2 separate regions of the Homo sapiens genome follow, and region 1 is linked to region 2. Evidence: chromatin loops called from intact Hi-C (ENCODE). Cell type or tissue: Calu3. All regions are shown on one strand. Links, peaks and the distances in the headings refer to the core of each region. The heading gives the core; the rest is flanking DNA.

Evidence for each region. A loop is a pair of places that touch in the nucleus more often than their neighbours do. Peaks named below come from ENCODE experiments on the same cell type or tissue, not always from the same donor. Only the 100,000 strongest peaks of a DNase experiment are listed, where the experiment ranks them.
Region 1: a loop joins it to region 2, with 2.3 times the contacts of the local background. A loop is called at or near these places in 2 of 110 quality-filtered maps.

The regions. Positions count from the first base shown.
Region 1 is chr12:75,746,421-75,758,354 of GRCh38, forward strand. The region is part of intron 1 of LOC105369844 (a long non-coding RNA gene); the gene reads right to left. Among named protein-coding and RNA genes, the nearest start is that of KRR1, 240 kb to the left of the region's middle. RefSeq lists an enhancer at 268-769. In Calu3, for the core only: no CTCF peak of the experiment used is centred there; a DNase peak (open chromatin) is centred at 5,901.
Region 2 is chr12:75,557,558-75,569,491 of GRCh38, forward strand. It overlaps LOC105369844 (a long non-coding RNA gene), which reads right to left. Exons shown (of 16, transcript XR_007063375.1): 11 at 7,243-8,519; 12 at 5,662-5,843. Among named protein-coding and RNA genes, the nearest start is that of KRR1, 52 kb to the left of the region's middle. In Calu3, for the core only: no CTCF peak of the experiment used is centred there; a DNase peak (open chromatin) is centred at 7,004.

The DNA of each region.
Region 1 (11,934 bases), core at 1,589-9,588, 190 kb after region 2:
AAACAAATTCAAATAACTTTATTCAAACAAAAAAGAAATACATTTGATTCATATTTAATAATGTTCACTTTTTATTTAATTAAAATTTTTCTTTGGAGGTAATAGTAGATTCACATACAATTGTGAGAAATAATGCAGAGAGATCCTACATTCCTTTTACTCAGTTTTCCCAAACTTGTAAACTATGGTACAACACCACAACCAGGATACTGACATTGATAGTATCAAAATACAAAACATTTTCATCACCACAAGGATCCCTCATGTCGCCCTTTTAAGAATGTGAATGCAGAAAATCTGAGACAGGTCTCAGTTAATTTAGAAAGTTTATTTTGCCAAGGTTGAGAACACACCCGAGACACAGCCTCAGGAAGTCCTGACGACAAGTGCCCAAGGTGGCCAGGGCACAGCTTGGTTTTATACATTCCAGGGAGACATGAGACATCAGTCAATACATGTAAGAAGTACACTGGTTCACTCTGGAAAGGTGGGACAACTCAAAGCAAAGGCAGAAATACTGGAAGTCGGGAGGCAGCTTCCAGGTCACAGATTGGTGATACACAACCAGTTACTTTCTTTTGAGTTTCTGATTAGCCTTTCCAAGAGAGGCAATCACACATGCATCTATCTCAGCAGAGGGGTGACTTTGAATTGAATGGGAGGGAGGTTTGCCCTAAGCAGTTTCCAGCTTGAGTTTTCCTTAGTCATTTTGGGGGCCCAAGACATTTTCCTTTCACAACCTCTAATTTCTTACCCATTTCTATAATTTTGTCACTACAAGAATATTATATAAATGGAATAATGGAGTATGTACCATTTGGGATGGATTTTTTAAAAAAAACTCAGCATAAACTGGGTGCGGTAGCTCACGCCTGTAATCCCAGCACTTTGGGAGGCCGAGGCTGGTGGATCACCTGAGGTCAGGAGTTCAAGACCAGCCTCAACATGGAGAAACCCCATCTCTACTAAAAGTACAAAATTAGCCGGGCGTGGTGGTGCATGCCTGTAATCCCAGCTTCTCGGGAGGCTGAGGCAGGAGAATTGCTTGAACCTGGGAGGCGGAGGCTGCAGTGAGCCGAGATTGCGCCATTGCACTCCAGCCTGGGCAACAAGAGCGAAACTCCGTCTCAAAAAAAAAAAAAAAAAAAAAACCTCAGCATAATCCTTTGGTGATTCATCCAGATTGTTGCATGTATCAGTAACTCATTTCTTTTTATTTATAAGTAGTATTCCATGGTACTGATATACCACAGTTTGACCATTCATCTGTTGAAGAATATCTGAGTCATTTTTAGTTACGGGCTATTATATATAAAGCTGATTTAAACATTTGTGTACAGGTTTTGTGTGTGAGCATAAGCTCCCATTTTTCTGGGACAAATTCCCTGGAGTACAATTACTGAGCCATATGGTAATTACATGTTTAGTTTTAAAGGAACTGCAAACTGTTTTCCAGAATCTCTGTAGCATCAGCAATGTAACAATGATCCAGTTTCTCTACATCCTTGCCAGCACTGGGTGATGTCACTGAAACTGCCTTTGCAAAATTATAACTGAGGAAATTATGACAGTGAAAGAAATCAGACCTAACTGACTCTATCTTACTTATAAACCTTCAGCTGTCCTTGCTCATTGCTGGGTGCAGGCCAAACTAACTTTGGGAAAGAACTCAGTTCATGTTTTGACTCTAAAACAAAATTGATAACAGCCGTTTCCGAAAAGACCCCCTTCTTGCCTGATGTCCAGTCTTTGCAGGACTAACAAATTAGCTACAAGATTAGAAATGACAATTTAGGGGTCATGCAGCCTCTGGCTCCAAGAGTCTAAACCTCCCCAAATTGCTTCTGGGAATAACATCACTATTGTAAAGCTTAAGATCAGTGCTTGAGATATTTTGCAGACCCTGCACTTGACGGATCAGCTGACACCATCCAGACTGGTAATCTGGCCCAACCCGTTCTGCCATCCTACCCAGGAACAGAAGACGTTAAGAAAAACTCACTTCAACCCCCTTTGATTCCATTTCCAACCTGACCAATCAGCACTCCCCACTTTCCAAGCCCCTACCCGCCAAATTATCTTTTAAAACTCTGATCTCCGAGATCTAATTAAACTAAAGAGCTTCTGCACAGCAAAAGAAACTACCATCAGAGTGAACAGGAAACCTACAGAATGGGAGAAAATTTTTACAATCTACCCATCTGACAAAGGGCTAATATCCAGAATCTACAAAGAACTTAAACAAATTCACAAGAAAAAATCAAACAACCCCATCAAAAAGTGGCTGAAGTATATGAACAGACACTTCTCAAAAGAAGACATTTATGCAGCCAACAGACACATGAAAAAATGCTCATCATCACTGGCCATCAGAGAAGTGCAAATCAAAACCACAATGAGATACCATCTCACACCAGTTAGAATGGTGATCACTAAAAAGTCAGGAAACAACAGGTGCTGGAGAGGATGTGGAGAAATAGGAACACTTTTACACTGTTGGTGGGACTGTAAACTAGTTCAACCATTGTGGAAGACACTGTGGCGATTCCTCAAGGATCTAGAACTAGAAATACCATTTGACCCAGCCATCCCATTACTGGGTATATACCCAAAGGATTATACATCATGCTGCTATAAAGACACATGCACACGTATGTTATTGTGGCACTATTCACAATAACAAAGACTTAGAATCAACCCAAATGTCCATCAATGATAGACTGGATTAAGAAAATGTGGCACATATACACCATGGAATACTATGCAGCCATAAAAAAGGATGAGTTCATGTCCTTTGCAGGGACATGGATAAAGCTGGAAACCATCATTCTGAGCAAACTATCGCAAGGACAGAAAACCAAACACCACATGTTCTCACTCATAGGTGGGAACTGAACAATGAGAACACGTGGACACAGGGTGGGGAACATCACACACCAGGGCCTGTCATGGGGTTGGGGGAAGGTGGAGTGTTAGCATTAGGAGATATACCTAATGTAAATGATGAGTTACTGGGTGCAGCACACCAACATGGCACATGTATACATGTGTAACAAACCTGCACGTTGTGCACATGTACCCTAGAACTTAAAGTATAATAAAAAATAAAATAAAATAAAAATAAAACTCTGATCCCCAAATGCTTGGGGAGACTGATTTGAGTAACAATAAAACTCTGGTCTCCGGCACAGCTGGCTCTGCGTGAATTACTCTTTCTCCATTGCAATTCCCCTGTCTTGATAAATTGGCTCTGTCTAGGCAGAGGGAAAAGTGAACCCATTGGACGGTTACATCATTAATTTTTTTTTTTTTTTTTTTAGCCATTGATAGATGTACTGTATGGTTTTAATTTAATTTAAATTTTAAATTCACTATGGTTTTAATTTGCATGTTCCTAACGGCTGACGATGTAGAACATCTTTTCATGTGCTTATTTGCCTTCTGTATATCTTTTCAGTGAAATGTTTCATGTCTATTATCTATTTCCTAATTGGATTGTTTACTTTGTTTACTGTTACATTGTGAGAATTTTAAGATTTCATTTTTATTCTTTGTCTGTCCTGGTTTTATTTATGATACGTCTGAGACAACATGGTATAGGTTGAAGAAAGTAAGTTTTATCGTGGGACAAACTATGAATCCCAGCTCTTCTCAGCTTCAGAACATTCACCCGTAAATTGGAGATGATAATGCTGTATTGTAGGGTGGCGATAAAAGGCAGTGTATATACAAACCACCTAACCTAGTATCTAATATATACAATGTAGATACTCAATACATGTAGCTACTATTTTATTATTTATTGATCAGATCAAACATTCTGTAGCTTATTTCTTTTTCCACTACCATTCTCTCAAGTCTTATGGTCCTGTCTTCCTTCCTTTTATACTGCCAACATTACAATAGTCAATACCTTCTAAAAGTACTTGCCGAGTTGCATACAGATCCTTCTACCTAAAGAACATCTCAAATGTGCATGTTCAGCTAATAACACTCCATTAATAATTATAAAAACATATCTAAAATACAACTCCTTAAAAACAATATTAGGGTACTGGGTTTACTACCTGGGTGATGTAATAATATGTACAACAAACTCCCATGACACATGTTTATCTATGTAACAACAAACCTTCACATGTACCCCCAAACCTAAAATAAAAATTAAAACAAATAATAAATTTTAAATTATGAGTATTGACAATACATGTGCTTATTTGGGAGTATTTCCCGAAATTTATCAGAAAACAAAGGAAGATAAAGGAAGAAGAATCCAGATCTTGTTAAACCATGTAGCTTACATGGTTTTTCATAAGCTGTAATTTTATCTTACATAGTTTCATTTAGAGGGCATTAAATGTACACTGCGTGGCTGGGCCTGTGTTGGATAATTTACGGACATTTTAAACAAAAAGAAAGCATGACTCCTCCTTCTGGGAAGTAGGACTTCATTTTCTATTTCCAGTTGGAAACTTTGAAAAGTTGAATTTTATTTCAATAGGACAGCATTTACTGAGATATTTAGGTAGGAAGCAAGATCTTAGCCAAGAACTGCTAGTTAATCTTCAGCAGCTTATACATAAAAAGATATTACTGGAAACACTTTCAGATTTGTTTATCCTCAAATAATGTGATCTATTTTCATTTTGGGAAAAAAAAATAAAGAATTCCACAGAAAGAAATGCTTGCATGACTTTCTGAGTCACACTGTGTAGATTTTTTCCAGTAAGCTACATTATGCTGGATGCTGTTCAAAAGGGAAAATGTCAAACACACTGGGGTTCAGTCTGGCCAGTGGGTGGGTTTACTCAAGCACAGAAATCAAATATAGGCGTTCAAGCCAATACCTCAGAAACGACAGAATGAATTACCAATCAGAGCTGGAATTTTAGAAGTTATTTTTCAGCTGAATCCCACAAATACAATATAAATGAACAATCCTTGTGAGCATTACAATGGCATTTATCGTTTTTTTTCTTAGAATCCTAAAGTTGAAAAAAACTAGACATTATAAAATTTAACCTTTCTTTTATACCATATCTCTGACACATCTCTGATAGATTTTCCTACTTCTGCTTGAAAACTTCTGAAAACGGAGAGCTCACTACTTTGCAGCACAGTCCCTTCCTTTGTCAGATCAATGAAAGGCAAGGAAAAGAACCTGGAATGATATAAGCCAAGATAATAACAGTGGTTACCTAAGGGTGGGCAAAAAGATGCATTTCTTGTTGTTGTTCTTTTGCTTGTATTTTCTAGCTTTTCTATAATGGGTTTCTGTTTTTATAATAAGTAAAAGATAAGTACTCTTCAAAACCATGAAGAATTCCAATATTAACACTGGTGTTGTCCCAACTTTTCACTCGAAAAATTAAGTCAGAGTAAGATTCAATGGCTAAAAATTAGATACAAAAATTACCAATGTTCCAAAAATCTATGACTGGGAAATATCTATTTCAACTGCATCAATATGTCAACCAAGGTTATGTTGATCAAATTGTTTCCAGCTAAATTGCTCTGGTCAAATAGTAAGATAGTTAATAATTCTTAGACTATGTACCCTCTGCTTCTATCAAAACATTCTAAGGATGCCAAACATTTTAGAAACAGTATCATTCCATGAACTCTAATCAAGTTATTATTGATCTACACCACCAAATTTACTGTGTTCTATAATTATCTAAATGGTGGTTTTATTATTATTATTATTATGGAACTTAACATTTAACCCTTGTTAAATTGATTATATCACCTTTGTTCTTTCCTTCTTACAAGGTGCTAAGTGGATCGCTTAAGAGGTTATGGGGGAAAAATTTGTTCCCAGATGAGAAAGATCATGTTCTGCAGAATTACTCATGCATCTTCATGACTGTTCCTGCTTCCCCGCCTCCCAGGTCCTTGGCCTTCCCTCCTTGCTCCCAGCATATTATTAGCCAGCTCCTAGTACATAATATGCTTTCAAACAAATCATATGTATTGAGCATCTACTGTGTATCTAACACTTCCACATAGGAAGCGTTATTCCTCAACAGCCCTCCTTATTTCTCAACAGCCCAGTTGATAGGTATCTACAGGTGCAGAAACAAGGGGTAATTGATTAAGTAATTTCTTGAAGTTCCACAGTTATTCATTGACGAGAGTATGATATGAACCTATATCTGAATGGTTTTATTGCTAATGCTGCCTCTGGGTATTTTTTGGCCTTGGCTTCTTGCCTTTAACCTTGCCCTGCAAAATCTCAGGTAGACTCTGTCACCTCCTCTCTGATTTCCAACACTAACCTAAACATCCTAGGTTTTTTCCTGTGCATTATCCATAACCATATTGGATGAGGTGCTTCCTGACTATTTAGAATTTGGGTATCCAACGTACAAGCGTTATTTTCAAGATCTATAAGAGTTTATATTTGCTCACCTAGATTTTCTTCTAAGGCATTGATAAGATTTGTGAAATACCAAAAAGAGAACCTTTCCAGAGTGCTATCATTTTACATTTTAGAATGTAAAAATGTTGAAGATGAAATAGATGAAATGGTAAACATAATTTGAGTATATATTAGACAACCTACAATTCACCTTCTTGTCCATGAACATATTTTAACAAATTGTCAAATACCTTGGTGACATCAAAGCCTACAACATATCCCTGATCTATCGTTTTAGAAAAATTATGAAACAGTAAATCCAATACATACTGGACTATACTGGTTCATGTACTTGAACAGTTCAAAGATAGGACTGGGTTGATGCAGATGCTAAAGTAATGTCACCCAGACCTAGTCTCTCTTCTTGGTTCAGTGCTCCTCCATTTTGACCTCCATCTTAGGGTTTACATAATACATGATATATGCTGGCAGCTCCCAGCCTACACCCTCCCAGGCCCACTACATACAAATCACTTTCATTGTTTGAGGAGTTACAAGAGGCATACAACTAAGTAAGACAGCCTTTCACCACAAAAGGCAGTATAGTCTAATAGAGAAAGCATGTGCTTTGGTGGAAAATAGATCTGGATTTGAATCTAAGACTTGTCCTTGAGCAACTTATTCAAACTTGGTGTCTTAAATTATAAAATGGAGATTCTATGTAGTTCATAGAGTTGATGTGAAATCCTAAAATTTGAATGAAATAATGTAAATTAAGTGCCTAGCATAATGCCAGGAACATTGCAGCTGCACAACCTATCAGCAAAAGTAAGTATACCAATATAATAATGCTAGTAGTGATATATGTTCTGTAATATTGATGTAAATTAATATACTAGGGTTTCAGAAGGTTCATATCTGATTGGGGTGATGGGGCTAGAAAATATTTCATGGAAGAAATGGTATTTAATGTGGGTCTTGGAAGGATGAATGAGGGCCAGGCCCGGTGGCTCATGCCTGCAATACCAGCATTTTGGGAGGCCGAGGAGGGCAGATCATGAGGTCAGGAGGTCAAGGCCAGCCTGACCAACGTGGTGAAACCCCGTCTCTACTAAAGATACAAAAATTATCCAGGTGTGGTGGTGAGCACTTGTAATCCCAGCTACTCAGAAGGCTGAGGCGGGAGAATCACTTGAACCCAGGAGGTGGAGTGCGGTGAGCTGAGATCACGCCACTGCACTCCAGCCCGGGCAACAGAGTGAGACTCTGTGTCAAAAAAAAAAAAAAAATAGCCATGAAGCTTTCATGTCTAAAGAAAAGGAGATTATTTTCTTAATTTTAATATTTCTTAGATTTAAAATGTGAAAATGTTGAAGATGAAATAGATGAAATGGTAAACTAATGAATCTCGTAATAAATCTCACACAGATTTATGAAATGTTTTCTCAGTGAATAAAAAGACAAATGAACTGTGATCAAATGATTCAAGGACAGTCATGAGATGTAGAGAACATGTTATTTTCTTTCTTAGACATACCATCATCCATAGCTCAGGCAGGATGTTCATCTCACACTTCAGCCCTTTGAGGTGTAAGCCAAGCTACAGATGCAGTGACAATAGAAATGCTATAAAATCAGGGATGCCACAGTCCAATTTGGTGCAGTAAGAACACAAAGGAACAAAGTATCAGAAAAGATGAAGCACATGTTCTCAGTATGTTTAGTTGCAAAGATAAAGTTCACAAGGAAGAAAAAAAGTTTTAAGTCTAAAAACCTTTTTTTTCTGAGTGTGTTTTGCTTTTGGGACCAAGTTGCAGGTTAATTTGGGTGGCTAAATAAATCAATAAGTTATTATTCTGATGTGGATATAGTACTTTGCCTTTAAAGAAAAGTTTCTCTCTTACATATTATCTTGTTTTATCTAGTTAAGGAGAGGAAAGGATGGAAGACAGAGGGGAGAAAAAAAGGTCAGACATATAATCAAAGCATCCTAATAAAAATTGGTTGGTATGGAGCTAAAGGGAAGCTATGGATTCCAATCAATTTGTACCTCAATGAAATGTGTGTGCTTTAAACACTGTGGTTTAAACCTTGTGGTTTGCAGACACACTGAATTTCACAGATGTGTAATCAAGGAAGTCACCATCACACAAAGTTCTTGTGAAGTAGCTTTCTGAAGTAATTCACTCAAATTCTCCTGATGGTGAATGTGGGGAACATCAACCCATTTGTTTGGGAGAGAGGGAGTTCCCTGACTCTTACTTCCAGGAAGGAGGCCATCTTTATGCACAATCTGTTGGCCCCACTTAATTTCTTCAGTTTATTTCCCCTGGCTCAGAATCCTGAAAAAAGTCTAAACGTGAAAATGCTGCACCTGAGAGGGTTTATATCTCTCAGTGCGGTAGAGGCAATGTCAAAACTATAAACTACCTGATACCTGAAATAGGCTGATAGCTTTTAAAAGTCACAATCCAAACAGAGCCCTCTGTTTACATTTCCTTATGTGAGTGAAATACCAAAGCAAACCAGATGTCTTTTGATGGGCTCTGGATTTTTACACACACACACACACACACACACACACACACACACACTACATCCTGTCTCACACCTGAAATCTTTATCCATCCTCCCAACTCCATCCTTACCATCATGGCCATTCATGGCAACACACATGTCTGTTCTGTGCGAGTTCTAAGGGAAAGTAAATATGAAGTATAGAGGCGTAGACACGTATTTGCCACTCCTTTATTTAACAAGTAATTGGTAAGTGCTTACTATGCCCCAGTCACCATATAATCAGTAGGCACTATATGGCCAGTTGTTTTATGGGTTACCCATATTCTAGTAACTTGGAAATCCTGCAATAAAGAAAAATTATCAGAACAAAACTGGAAATAAGATACCACTTCTTCTATTTACAGATAAGGAAATTAAGACTCAGAGATATCAAATAGATTGGCTGAGGGCAAGTGCCTTGTAAATTGTAGAAGTGGGCTTTGAACCAGGTGTTCCTGATTCCAAACTCCATGCTCCACACCACTCGGACTCTTCAATAACTTTTTATGTGTCTATTGATGTGAACCAGTATTTACTCTGATGCTTAAAAAAGAATTCTGTTTAGAGGAATGTAAACCAAATAAACAACTCAATCCAGAAAAAGAGTAGGAAATAGGCAAGCAAAGCACAAAAGTCCCAATTACTCAACTAAGCAAGCCATCTTAATAGAACCTGTAATTCATCTCACTTTCTCTGAGAAGCAACGAGTAGGCAAACTCTGAGCTAGTGTTCATTTAGTATTTAATATTTACTTCCGAAACCCATTTCTGAATTGAAATTCTGACTGAAATGAAGACATAATTATCTTCTGCTCAGGACCATGAGACATTAATTTACACACACATTTAAAAAATCATTTTATTGAATTAGACACCTGATCTAATAAGCAGAGATGTCCACTGTCTCTTGTGCAGTTTTCATCATCTTCTCTCTGGCCCTCCTCCCAGTATTATTATTATGCTCTTTGGCTCTTGTGTACACAACAAGGAACCAAGTGATGAGTGATTCTCTAGGCCAGAATATCATTTATTGATTTTGAATGCACACAAGTCAGAAAAGAACAAATAAGCCAATGAAAAGTATAACCTTATTTTTTTTAACAACTGTTATGCTCATTTAAGAAACAACCAAAAGATACCAACACCACCCTAAAATTAAGAAATAAAATTAATCTATATTAAGAGAAATACAAAACAATCCTCCATTCTACACAGAATTAATCCCAGGCTGGAGGAACATTGACACATTTCAGGAAGCCAAAAGAAAACTCTGCAAATCAGGAAAAAGCAATCTGAATGCAATGGCCAAAAAAGGGCTTTGCAGAGTTTAACACTGAAGACTGAGACAAAGTCTAATATTTCTTATCTATTATTTTAGAGGCTTAGATATATATATATATATATATATACACACACACACAAAGAGAAGGAAAAGCTGCATTTCTTGTCTAATGATTAAGAGCAAATAGGGTGAATCAGAATTTGTTAAAATTAGGTGCAGCTGCAAGTGACAAAAATGACAAAATAGCAATGGTAGAAGTGCATTTCTCATATAAATAGAGTCTGTGGGAAGACAAGTCATGGCTAGTAAGTAACTTTACACTAAATCACTCCCGCTCTGTCCGACACTGTGCCTGGACTTACTTGCTTTCTTGCCTTACATCTATAAATACAGCTCTGTCTCATCTCTGCTACGCAAAGAAAGCAGCCCCAATGGGCATGGAAAAGAATTACTCAATAAGCAGTTACCTATTTGGAGGGAAAATTGATCTGAATGTCAAATCAAACCATAAGCCAGAATAAATACAGATGGATTAGAATGCTAAAGTTTTTTTTTTTTTTTTTTCAAAAAAAGAAATCAAAGCATGAAAGAGCTAAAATAAGGGCAAATATTTATCAACATCCTGAAGGGGAAGGTCCTTCTAAGTTTCAAAGGAATAAAAGAATTCACAAAGGAAAAGTTCAATAGATTTTACTATGTAAACGTCTAAAATGTCTGTGTGTTAAACTATAACCAAAATTATAAGAAACTTTTTAAAACTGGGAAAACAGTTGCCTTAAACATGATAGAGAACATTTTCTATCATATTTGAAATTGCTGAAATAAATAGATAGAATAATTATTGCGACCCACCACAGCTCCACACATTAACATGAATGAATCCTATGAACAAAATGTTACGCAAAATGATCCACTCACAGGAGTTCAGAGTATGATTTCATTTTTATGAAGTTCGAAAACAGGCACAACTAAACTAAATTGTTTATGAATCCCTACATAGGTAATAAAAATATTAAGAAAAGCAAGGGATTGATGATCCAAAGTCAGGATCATGTTTTGGGTGAGGGAGGGAGGCGGGAAGAGGAAACACTGGAGAAGGCGATGGTCTAGCAGGCAGGAAGGGAGATGCGGAAACAACGTTTTACATTCTGGTTCCTAACTTGAGGGCTGGTCGCACAGTCCTCTGTAGAATTATATTTCAAGCTGTACATATGTTTTATACACTCTTCCGTATGTACCACATGTACTTCCCAATAAGACGGGGGAAAAGATCTCAAAAGATAAATGGGAAATGGATGTGCACAGAAAATTCACAAAAAGTGGAAATGCAAATAACTAGCCATCTTAGGGAAAAATATCCAGCTTACTAGAAGTCAAAGATATGTAATTTTTCAATCAATACACTGTCATTTTCTGCCTAATATTTGTGATAATATTTTTTCTTTCTATAAAAACTTAATGCTGATAATATAGTGAAAAAGTACCCTTAAACACTACTGAAAGAAGTGAGAACAATTAGGTAATATGTGTCAAAGGTCAAAACCTGTCTTTAGGCCGGGCGCGGTGACTCATGCCTATAATCCCAGCACTTTGGGAGGCCGAGGCGGGCGGATCACGAGGTCAGGAGATCGAGACCATCCTGGCTAACACAGTGAAACCCTGTCTCTACTAAAAATACAAAAACAAAAAATTAACCGGGAGTGGTGGCGGGCACCTGTAGTCCCAGCTACTTG
Region 2 (11,934 bases), core at 2,721-10,720:
GAAGGATCCTTCCTCTTGTTGATCCACTCTAACAAAAATATCTTGCTTTATTTTCAGCACGTAATAGGTCTTTGAGAAAATACTTGTTGTGTGCACAACTAAATTATAAGCTGTCAATGTAAAGAAAAATATGTTAATGTTAATTTAAATAACTAAGAATGAAGTTCATTATCGTGTCAACAATTCATTTGTCACCTTCTGAAAAAAATATTGTCAGAATCACTATTATTCCTCCTTATTAGAGATTTCTAATAAAAGGTCCATGATGATCCTTTAAAACTAGTCCTTTGCCTATCTTCATAACGACTTTTGCTTTATAGAAAACAATACTAGTTATGTGATTCAAAGTGGATTTTTCTTCTAGAATAGTCCTGCCTATAATGTCCAAGGAAGAGCAATTACTCTTTCGAGAACCATCTGAACTAGTCCAACAATTTGCTTGAGGAAAGCTTGAAGTATTAACCTGTTCTCACTTTGTTTTTTAAAAATAAAAACACATGTGGTAGTAAGAATTCAGTTTCCATGAATGTGCTGCATGCTGGTCAGAAGACATGAAGTCCTTAGATTTTTTTATAAGAATTAATACGCATTATGAAGGCCTTTTAGTTCTCCATTTACCTTGGGAGCTCACTAGCTCTAATAAGTGCAATAGTAAACTTTGACATTTCTCTAAATTGTGCCAGGATGTTAGCTATGAGAAACATGTTTGGAGGTTATTTGCCTCATTTTTCTCCTTCCTTTTGCTTTCCACTCAGTTTTCCCCACCTTGCACACAGGTCTGTTTACCTAACTTCGGAGAATTTGTGCTTGGTTTGCTTCAGCAAAGAAGTAGTTGGATTCCTCTATTGATTTTTGACCCCCATTCTAACCTCAACCATCACCCTTCTCTAGCCCAAGGGAGACCTGAGCTTTGTTTTTAAGGGAAAGGGCAATGAAAAGTCAACGCACAGGTCAGGGACAGGCAGTAATGAAACACTGGGATCAGGTGGCAGCAGCTTCAGCTCCTTTCACAGGACACTGAGCAAGAATGAAGACTCAAGGACACCATTCAGAGAAAAGCAGATGGTTTGTATCAAGCGCTTGGTTATGCTCAATCTCCTATCAGCCATTGTTGTCTTGCAGAAACATTTCCAGCTACGCAACTGGCCTGTTTTATGGAGGGACAGAGCAGTTTATGGTAGAGATGCTCTGTAAACTATTTTTATAACCTTGAAGGACATTAGATATAATCTATGAAGCAATGAAAGGTATGAGTGTTTTGGAGATTATCCCCCAACATTAGCTTCCCAGGAGTACCCCTTTTACAAGTCTGTGGTTTATGCTCCTTTGGGCATGGATGTCGGATCACTATTTTGGGAACTGACAACAATAACAGCCAGCTTGACTGTGTTCATACTCTCGAGTGTATATAAGCATCCACAAAATTTGGCTTCTTAATGTGAAATGACACCTGATATGAAACTGTCCCCTAAGAAGGTGTCAAACACAAAAATTCAACGGAAGCTAGGAAGCATGCGTCCAGCTGAATGTGCACACTGAGAAAAGGCTTTTTCAAATGTAGTAAAAGGAACTAATACAACTGAACTCTGTAATGAATTTAAATCTAATACAAGTGAACTCTGTAATGAATTTAAATAGTCTACCGTATGTTTTATTAGAAGAATGTCATTTGGGGCTTGGTTGGTGGATAGAAAGTTTTCTAGAGGCCGTGTCAAAAAAAAATACAAAAATATATAAAAGAATTTCTGATGTTTATTTAGTGTTTGTGAAGGTCCAGATACTATGTTAAATATTTTTCAAGCCTCATAGGTTCATAATTAAATTCTTTAAGGAAAGAAAGCACTATTATGATCTCCATTTTACTGTAAAGGAAATTGAAGTTTAGAAAGGCCAACTAACAAATGAATGCTTAACCCAGGTCTATCTGAATCTAGTGCCCTAAAATCTTAACTGATAGGCATTGTTGAATATTTACCTATGATTTCAAAGCCAGGCATTATACTAAATGAAACTAAGAGATAATAACCTGGAAAATGTGAATAGTCAGAACTATTCCATTAAACAGCCAGTCAGAGTTGAGTTATACAAGGATTCAAAGAAATGTATATGTGTGCTTCACACAGAAATTAATTTCGGAATGGCCAGTTTGTCAAAAATGATAGCTTTTTTTTTTTTTTTTAAACAAGAGTCTTGCTCTGTGGCCCAGGCTGGAGTGCAGTGGCATGATCTCAGCTCACTGCAACCTCTGCCTCCCGGGTTCAAGCAATTATCCTGCCTCAGCCTCCCAAGTAGCTGGGATTACAGGTGCCTGCCACCACACCAGGCTAATTTTTTTGTATTTTTAGTAGAGACAGGGTTTCACCATGTTGGACAGGCTGGTCTCCAACTCCTGACCTCAGGTGATCCGCCCACCTTGGCCTCCCAAAGTTCTGGGATTACAGGCGTGAGCTACCGTGCTGAGCCAGCACTCTTTTTGAAATACTAATTTTTAAAAATAGATGAACTGTGCCTTTTTTCTTCTTTTTTTGCATTTTATCACAAGCTCATGGATCTATGCTATACTACAAGCCCATTTCTTTCATCTATTCAGTGGTTTCTGATGACCTAACACTGTTAGGTAAAGGTGCATGTGTTGCCAGTAATTTTCTCACCAAGAATTACTTTAACTTATGTGGTTAAAGGTGTCAATACCTTCCCAGGAAAAGCACTGAGTGGGTTAGTGGAAGGCACACACTTATCAAGCAGCAGTTCTTGAGCAGCAATGCTTGTTGTAAAAGTGCTAATATTTATTTTCCACACTAGAGGACAGTGCTTGAAAGAGTAACAGTCCTTACCTCAAAGGTTAGGCAGCACCAAGACTGGAACAATCAGACCATTATTAGCTTCCCTAACCCACGTGCAGAGCACATAAAGATTTTATTTCTTTGGGAGAAAAAAAGAGAAATAAATATGTTTGCTCTAACATGCGGCAGTAATCAATGATGATGCTGTATTAACTTCCTGGGCACAGAGAAAGAGAAATGCCAGTAAAATTTACTAATTAGAATTGCCAAAGAATGAATGAAAGAAGACATCTTTATAAATGCACATGAAATCCTTTCACAATAAGCTCTTAAAGAAAGAATTTTTGTTGAAGCTGTGACTAAATGCTCAGAAAAATAATCTGATGTTTTGGGTTGATTATCATTAGAATTCAGTGATGAAAAACTTATTTACGTAAACATCTTGTTTTCTCTCATCAGTATAATAGTCATACATGCTGTAGGGTACAAAATACAAGGCCCAAAACATATATGTAATGTTATTTGATGGTTAAGTTTTGCCCTTGGAAGCAGGAGATGGGTGTTGGAGAGGGAGTGGTTAGTGGTGTTTGAAGATGGATTTCAATACTATAGAAACCCCTTTTGGTTTTACCTGCATGAATCTTCAAGCAAGAGTATCACTAACTACATAGACTGTCAAAAGGGAGGCATTGTTTCCTTAAGCCATAATTAAAGACAGTCCCTCGCCTTGACGTTTGCTTGAACAAGGACCATTGGGACCCTGAGGGATTAACTCAGCATTCATACTTTTCAAAAGGGGCTGGTGGGAGTAAGAAAGAGGAGGAATATGAGAGACTAATGAAAGATTTCATTGAAGGGCACCAAATCCAAGACTTCTCATTGTTCCTGGAGCCAGCCCAGGTGATTCACCAATCAGCCAGTGGAAGGGGCTCTGTTTTACTGAACTGAGGTGGGTGTAGTAACCTCTACTTTCCCATTCTCAACATCTGACCCTTTTCTACTTCACTGTTACCCTCATCTTCTGTTTATATTGATTGCCTACAGTGTCACAGAATTGAAAAATACTGGGGAGCCCAGCACACTCCTGGGTACTACAGCAGATTACACCAATTTTAAATCTTCTCCCTGCCCTGAAGGATATATGGATACACTCGGTAATAGAAAAGCTTACCGTCTAGTGGAGAAGATGCCCCGATACCCAATCAACCATCCCCTCTCCTAGCGTGAGAACAGCCCTATCTGAGCAGTACTAGGTATTCACTCCTATTCATTTTCTACCCCTGACTTGAGGACACAGTCCTGGGGACAGTGACCCCAAGATTTCTCTCTTTCTTTCCTTCCTTCCTTCCTTCCTTCCCTCCCTCTCTCTCTCCGTCGCTCCCTCTCTCTCTTTCTTTTCTTTGAGTCTTGCTCTGTTGTCCAGGCTGGAATGCAGTGGCGCTATCTCAGCTCACTGCAAACTCCGCCTCCCAGGTTCACTCCATTCTCTGGGACTACAGGCGCCCGCCACCATGCCAGGCTAATTTTTTTTGTATTTTTAGTAGAGACGGGGTTTCATTATGTTGGCCAGACTGGTCTCAAACTCCTGACCTCGTGATTCACCCACCTCGGCCTCCCAAAGTGCCGTGACCCCAAGATTTCTAACAAAAATCACCACAGTCTGGAATATCGAGAATTTTGTTCAGCCCTCTGTAGCTATGTGACCCTGTACAGCCCTGCCCAAGACAACTAACTACTCTGTACAACACAGTTTCCTCTTTGCAGAATGAAATTACAGATGTAACCACATCACGGGATTAGTGTGTGAGTGGAAAGGAAATAAGGGTGGGAACGACCCTGATGCCCATCACAGAGCTCTTTCTGTTGTGGATCCTTCATGAGCTCATAAAAGTCACTAATTTCAAAAGAACAGGCTTTATTCAGCCTTCATTTGGGATGTACAAAATTTTGGCCCCGGATGGAGACCTGATTATTTACATTCCAAAGGATCTTCAACTTTAAAACCTTAACATAGCATTTTTTTTAAAATGAATTAGCTGGAGTTGTAGAATACTAGATCTGGTTTAGATTTTAGAGCTGTTTTAGGTAGTCTCCTGGTGATCCACCTCCATATATAAATAAGGAAATAGCAATTGGGATGTTTTCCTTGGGCTAAGAGCAATTTTTTGGAAGAGCTAGTCTTAAAACCAAATCTTCTGATTCTCAGCCCTGTTGGTTGGTCAGCTAATAACTGTAAACACGAGATTAGAATCAGACATATATAATGATAAAGTGGCCTAAAACCATCACATTATTCAATGAGATTTGCTTATTAAAGAAATCTACATTGCATACCCATTCAGAAATATATTTATAAGAAATACTGAAGTACAAACAGCAAGAGGAACCAAAAATGTGTGCACAAATGCAACCAACATCAATATGCCATCACCAGCCATCCAGGTTATTTCTAGTCTTATCAAAATCAACATAGCAATAAAATGTCTCCTTGTCCTTTCAACCTCCTTATTAAAATGCATTAAATTTGTTTTTTTCATACATAGAAAGATAAGGTTATTAATTACAGGAACTGCTTATCAGCAAAATGTAAAATAGCAGGAAAGTCATTTGATGGTTTAGCTAAGAAGAAAAAGGAATAATGGGAAGAAAGAAATTCAGATGAAAGAAGTTGAAGGAAATGAATATTAAATTCATATTCATAAATGATTTAATTTTTTAAATTGAAACATTTCCTAGAAAGAAATCACATATTTTAAAAGAAAGTCGATTATGAAGTATACAAGTATATATATATGTATGTAAATTGCCATTTAAAATTAAAAGAATAAACTGTTGTATATTTTACTAGACCTTTTACAAATAAAAAGGATCACCTCACCTCCAGAATGGTCCTGGCAGGATTGCAGGTAGCTGGGGTCAGCAGAGGTGTGAGGGAGAGGTGATCTCGGCATCTACTCCAAACGCCTCGCTTTGATTCCTATATAACCTTGTTGATAACTGGAGTTTTGGGGAATCTTAGGTTTTAAGAACTTCATTTCACAGGTACTTAAAATTAATATCCTGCAAATAGAAGGTAGAGGATTACCTTCTCTTCAGAAAGCAGAAAAATGGAGCAGTCAATTCTATCAACATAGCCTGTATTTGGAGCACGGCTTTTAAACAGACAGCCAGGTCTCTGCTGTTGTGTTGTCTTGCCTGTCAATCAAAGTGTTTGGGAAATGGATTCTCAACGTTATGTGTCAGTCAATAACCTCAGTCTTGAAACAGAAGACCATAACAAGACTGGATTTATTTGCATTTAATTTCAATGAATTTACATGTCATGGTCACAAGTTTTAATTTCCTTCACAAAATAAATTAGTGAAAGTCACTTGTACAGTATTGATAGGAACAAAGATTTTCAGCCTAATTTATCTGAAATATACATATAAATTTAGTAAATTTAAACACAACCCCTAATTTAGAGGAACAGATAGACACTAGGTATTTGGGAGCCATTATTCTTTTTCATTTTAGTAGGAAGTAATTTTTTTCTTTTTTCTTTTTTTTTGAAATGGAGTCTTGCTCTGTCGCCTAGGCTGGAGCGGTGCAGTGGTGTGATCTCTGCTCACTGCAACTTCCACCTCCCAGGTTCAAGCAATTCTCGTGCCTCAGCCTCCCGAGTAGCTGTGATTACAAGCATCTGCCACCACGCCCAGCTCATTTGTGTTTTTAGTAGAGACAGTGTTTCAACATGTTGGCCAGGCTGGTGTCAAACTCCTGACCTCAAGTGATCTGCCCACCTCCGCCTCCCAAAGCGCTGGGATTACAGGTGTGAGCCACTGCGCCACTTTTCCTCAAGTACAAAGTAATATATTTAATATTTGGTGTTGATGAAGGAGGAGTTTAAATTCACAAAGCCTTATGGGGAAGCAGCAGCTTTTGTAGAATATAATATTCTGTTTATATTACCTATCAATCATCTATCTACCTATCTTCTATTTATTGAGTAGTTTTCCAAAACCTTTTCAGCTATAGAACACTTAAAAAAAAAAAAAACTCATCTGAAAAAGTCATATTAAAAACAAAGGTGTTCTGGCTGTGTTTGGGGTGAAGCCCGTGCCCAGGCCCACTCTGCTGCATCCTCATTTGTGGGTTGAAAGGAGAGACGTGTGTTTCTGGGAAAGGGGCAGTACTGGCTGAAGGAATTGCTGTGACCCCATGGCAGCTGCCCTTGGCAATCTCAGGAGGAAATGCCTGCAAACCAGGCTGTGTAACAATAGCCAAACAGGCTGCTTTAGCCTTTGCCAACACCAGAAATAAAGAATTCATTATGACTAATTAATTAATAAAATATGCAATGCTTCCTTTAAGGCTGTCCTGACTGGAAACACTGTAACAAAATTAGCAAACACTCTAAACCATGAGTCCCATGTGTTAAACATCCCCCAAATCATATCTGATAAATAAAAAAGCATACCTTCTAAGCCAGTGAAGGGTCGAATATTTCAGGAAGGATCCATTGTTAACCAGTTGAAAATACCTCGATTATATTCCATACTGCAGTGGGAAGGAGTGATTTACTCTTACTTTATTGGCTTGCATTTTAATTTGAATCTATTTTTAAAAACCTACTTTGGTTGTGGTTCAATACTTGCATAGTTGGCCAAGTGATGTTTAATCATGCATTTGAGTCGGTTGGGGACTGCAAGCTCTCAGAGGACGGGACTCAGCTGCTTAACTTCAATCCTCTGCCAACTGCTCTATGTTGTCAGGTGCCTAGGGATGGCCTTGCAGCCAGAGCTTTTTCTGTGGCTTCCTTTTCCTCTTCATTCTATCTCTAGTCCCCATTCAGACTTTTTAATAAGAGCAAACTACTTCCCTCGGTAGAAAGATTCCATCTGCAGAATTTTCCTGTTGAGCATATGTCACGCATAACCAAAAATTGTATCAAATGAAGAGGATGTTTGACTTCAGCCAAAACCATTCTAAGAGACTTTGAAGTTATGGCGGCTCCACTAGTTGTACTCCACTAGAAAAGTTTTTTTTTTTTTTTAATGACACATTGAACCCTAAAACTAGCTCATCAGATCATTCAAATAGCCTGGCTGATTAGACGTTACAGTCCCAGTGACAACATTTTATAGTAAATGTCAGAAACAGAAAAGATAGGTGGACAGATGAGTTACGATTCTCTATGACAAATGGAACGATGAGGTTGAGTATCTTCTTAAACATGAGCTCAACTTTCCTCTGAAACCTTTGCAGATTACATTTGATTGCTGTCTAGATCAGAAAGGATGATGTTACCAAAGATCCATTCTTTAATTGCTGCTTCAAGCTAGGGAGTCCTTGTGCTTTCAAAAATCCCTTCCAGTTTCCAGGGAAAAGGATCATTCTTTGAACTTTACATGTCTCTTAGTAAATTTGAATCCATGATTTGGTCCTAGACATGATCGCAGTTTTCAGTTCTTGGGCAATCAAATCAACCCAAAATAAATTTCTCTTCTTACATGTATGTATTGGGAAGGATGGAGTAACAGATGGGGGAAGGCTACTGAAATAGAATATCGCTTAATCTCAGATATCAGGGTCCTTAAAGCTTCAAATGAGCACTTACTTGGAATAATTGGTAATCCATTTACTCATTCACTAATTCATTCCATAGACGTTTACTGTGTGCTTGAGATCTACCAGGCACTGGGCCAGGTTTGGGTAACAATGAACACAACGCATCTCCTTTCCTCAAGGTTAGTGCTACAGACACAGAGATAAACAATAAGGACTGATCATGTACAGGCAACAAGGCACAGGATCCTGAGGGGGAACAGAGAAGGGAGACCTAAAGCAGTCTTGGAGGGGAGGGTGGCATTGAGATGAGCCAGCCTGGGGAAGGTGGGTGTGAGAGAATGGCAAAAGGTAAGAAGGGAAAGCAAATCAAGCACCAGGTTTTGAAGGGCTTTGTGCATCAAATAAGTTTATCTGATCTTGATCTGCTTTTGCCTTTCTCAGACTTTGATATCCTGGTGGCCATATTGCAAAACCACAGGATAAACAAGAAATATCTTCCTGGAGCATTGTTTTTGCTAAGTGTTGAGTAATTTAAAATATTTATTACTAAAGAAGTAGAGTGCAAAATCTGCATACATTTGTAAGATAAATTATAAAACTCCTAAGATATTTTGTACTTGTGACAGGGAACTTCAGATCCCAGGCCTGCTCTCTCCTTTGCCATTGGGGAAATGCTTGTGGAAAAGTTTGCAAAGCAGATCGTAATGGGGAGCTACTTAAGAGTTTTAAGGAGACCAATGACAGGAGCCAGTTTGCAAGTTAGAAAGACTTCAGACTGCCAGGCAGATAACGATTTAGAGAAGAGTGAGAGTGGAAGCAGGAAGAGCTGCTTCAGGAGGCTCTGCGTGGTGGCTCATGCCTGTAATCCCAGCAGTTTGGGAGGCCGAGGTGAGTGGATCACCTGAGGTCAGAAGTTCGAGACCAATGAATAACCTGAGGTCAGGAGTTCGAGACCAGCCTGGCCAACATGGTGAAACCCCATCTATACTAAAAATATATATAAAAAAATTAGCCGGGCATGGTAGTGGGCGCCTGTAATCCCAGCTACTCAGGAGGCTGAGGCAGAAGAATTGCTTGAACCCAGGAGATGGAGGTTGCAGTGAGCCAACATGGTCCCACTGCACTCCAGCCCGGGTCTCAACAAAAAAAAAGAGAAGAGCTGCTTAGAGGCTATTGTAGTCACAGATATGAGAAATATACTGGCTCTAACTAGGGTGGCAGCAGCAGGGATTTAAAAAAGTGATTTGCAAGACATTAAGGCAATAGCATCAATGAGACAGTTTTTGATTCATTCATGTAGTTAATAAACTTTTACCGGGTTTATAAGTAACAATGCCTATGTTCCAGGTATTGTTCTAGGTTCACAGCAGGGAAAAACACAGAAAAGAACCCTACCTTCTTGGGGCTTATATTCTAGAGGAAAGAGGCAGATGAAACAAAGTAAATAAGCAGTTAACCCCATAGCATAAATCAGTGATAAATGTCCCAGTGGAAATGAATTGGTCAATGTGATGATTCCCTGGGGAGCAGATAAGGTGGTCAGAAATGGGATTTGAAGAGTGAAAAGAGAAGAAGGCAAACATGATGAGTGAATGACAGTGTGCTATACTGAGACATGGAACATAAGAAGAAAGGAATATTTGAGAGGGAATGAATGATACTGAGTTCAGTTTGGGAGATCCAGGAGAATATACCCATAAGAGAATTGCCTTGGAATCTGTGCTTAAAATATAAAGAGATAGATAGATGATAGATAGATGATAGATAGATAGATAGATAGATAGATAGATAGGTATAAAAAACATACATGCTCACATAACACACACACAAGTACCACATGGAGTCACTTTAGAGATGGGGAGGTACTGAATCTAAAGATATGGAAACAGCAGCAATAGGAAATGAGGGCACAGCCCCAGAGACCTCTTGAGCAGGTGTGGGATTGAGATGAAAGATAATGTGTTGTTTATTAGCTAAGGAGCATCATCTTAGCTAATACATGCTATGTATGCAATAAATAGCATGTTCTCTGACGTTCAGTAGATATAATCAATGGTTTGATGGTTTGATTTGGTACATGTTCTATTCTGCTTTTATTAGTGGAAATAACTCCAAGAGTGTGCGTGGGGAAGTCAGTGGAGCAGTTGGAGCTCTTTTTTGGCATGTGCTCTATGCATGACTTCCACACTGTCCACCTGAACTTAAAAAAGGCACCTGCACAGTCCCTAAAGAGACTCCAAGCTATAATGAGGCCCATGCCCAGAAGCGGAGGGAAGCCATTAAGATAATGAGGGAATCTGGTGTTCTTCCTTGCAAGAGCCCCAATTAGAGAATTTAAAACCCCACATTTCAAGGATGTGTTACCATTGAAAAATTCCAGTTTTTTCTTTCTAGACAATGTGAGACAATAAAACCCCAGTGTGAAAAAGGAGGAAGCTCAAGAAACCCACTTCTGGGAAGAAGTGGAGGAACATAAACAACCTTTTTTCTTTTTCACCCTGCAAAGAGTCCTTCCACCACAGCTGAATGTCTTTCTTCAACTGCTATTGCTTAATAATCTTAGCATTTACATTGACCTTTAAATTGGTCGTTTGGCTGGAGACAGTTTTCTGTGGGGCAGATTTAGCTAAGATCTGCCTACTGGTTTATACTAAAATCCTGCATAATTATAAAAGCCACGGACCTCACTTTTGGAGTCTTCCAACATCAACATTGAAGAACACTCCACCTTCCAAAAAAAAACACAAAACATGTTTCTGCATGAAAGGCCACTTTGAGCAAATGAAAGTATCTGACATGCAGCTCTAAATAGGTCTTTTCACGGGTTATCCTATTACAGTAAATGGAAATGAGTTATTCTTTCCTAGGCGTGGGGTGACATGTTAAGAGTGGGTTTAAAAACCATAGTGTGCTGGCCAAAGCCTGAAAGACAGGCATCTTAGGAAGATGTTGGTCTGTTAATTGGCTACTCAAGGAACAGAAGTAGAAAACAGGATATTAAAAGACCAAATTTAAAATAGATGACAGGCTTATTCAAAAGCCATATACCCGAATTGAATGTGGGAATGTGATTGTCTTTGTGTTTTCGTGTTTTTCATATATGCTCACAGTGTTGCAGTATCAGGAGATTCCTGGCACATGCCCCAACTCTGAGACTGTTTCTATACTTGTCTAGGCTGCAGTGCCACAGACAGCAAAAAAACCCTAATTTTCTAAGTCTAGACAGGAGCGAATATCCAGGAACCAATATGTGTGCTTATTTGTAGTTTCTTTCTAGGAACAAAAAAATCAGAGTTTATAAATACAATTCTATAATCATACCTTTCCAAAACAAAGAACTGGATATAACTGTCAACTTTTTTTGGTGGCTCATGCCTGTAATCTCAGCATTTTGGGAGGCCAAGGCAGGTGGATCACTGGAGGCCAGGAGTTTGAGACCAGCCTGTCCGACATGGTGAAACCCTGTCTCTACTAAAAATACACAAATTAACCAGGCATGGTGGTGGGCACCTGTAATCCCAGCTGCTCAGGAGGCTGAGGCAGGAGAATCGCTTGAACCTGGGAGGCCAAGTTTGCAGTAAGCTGAGATTGTGCCACTGCA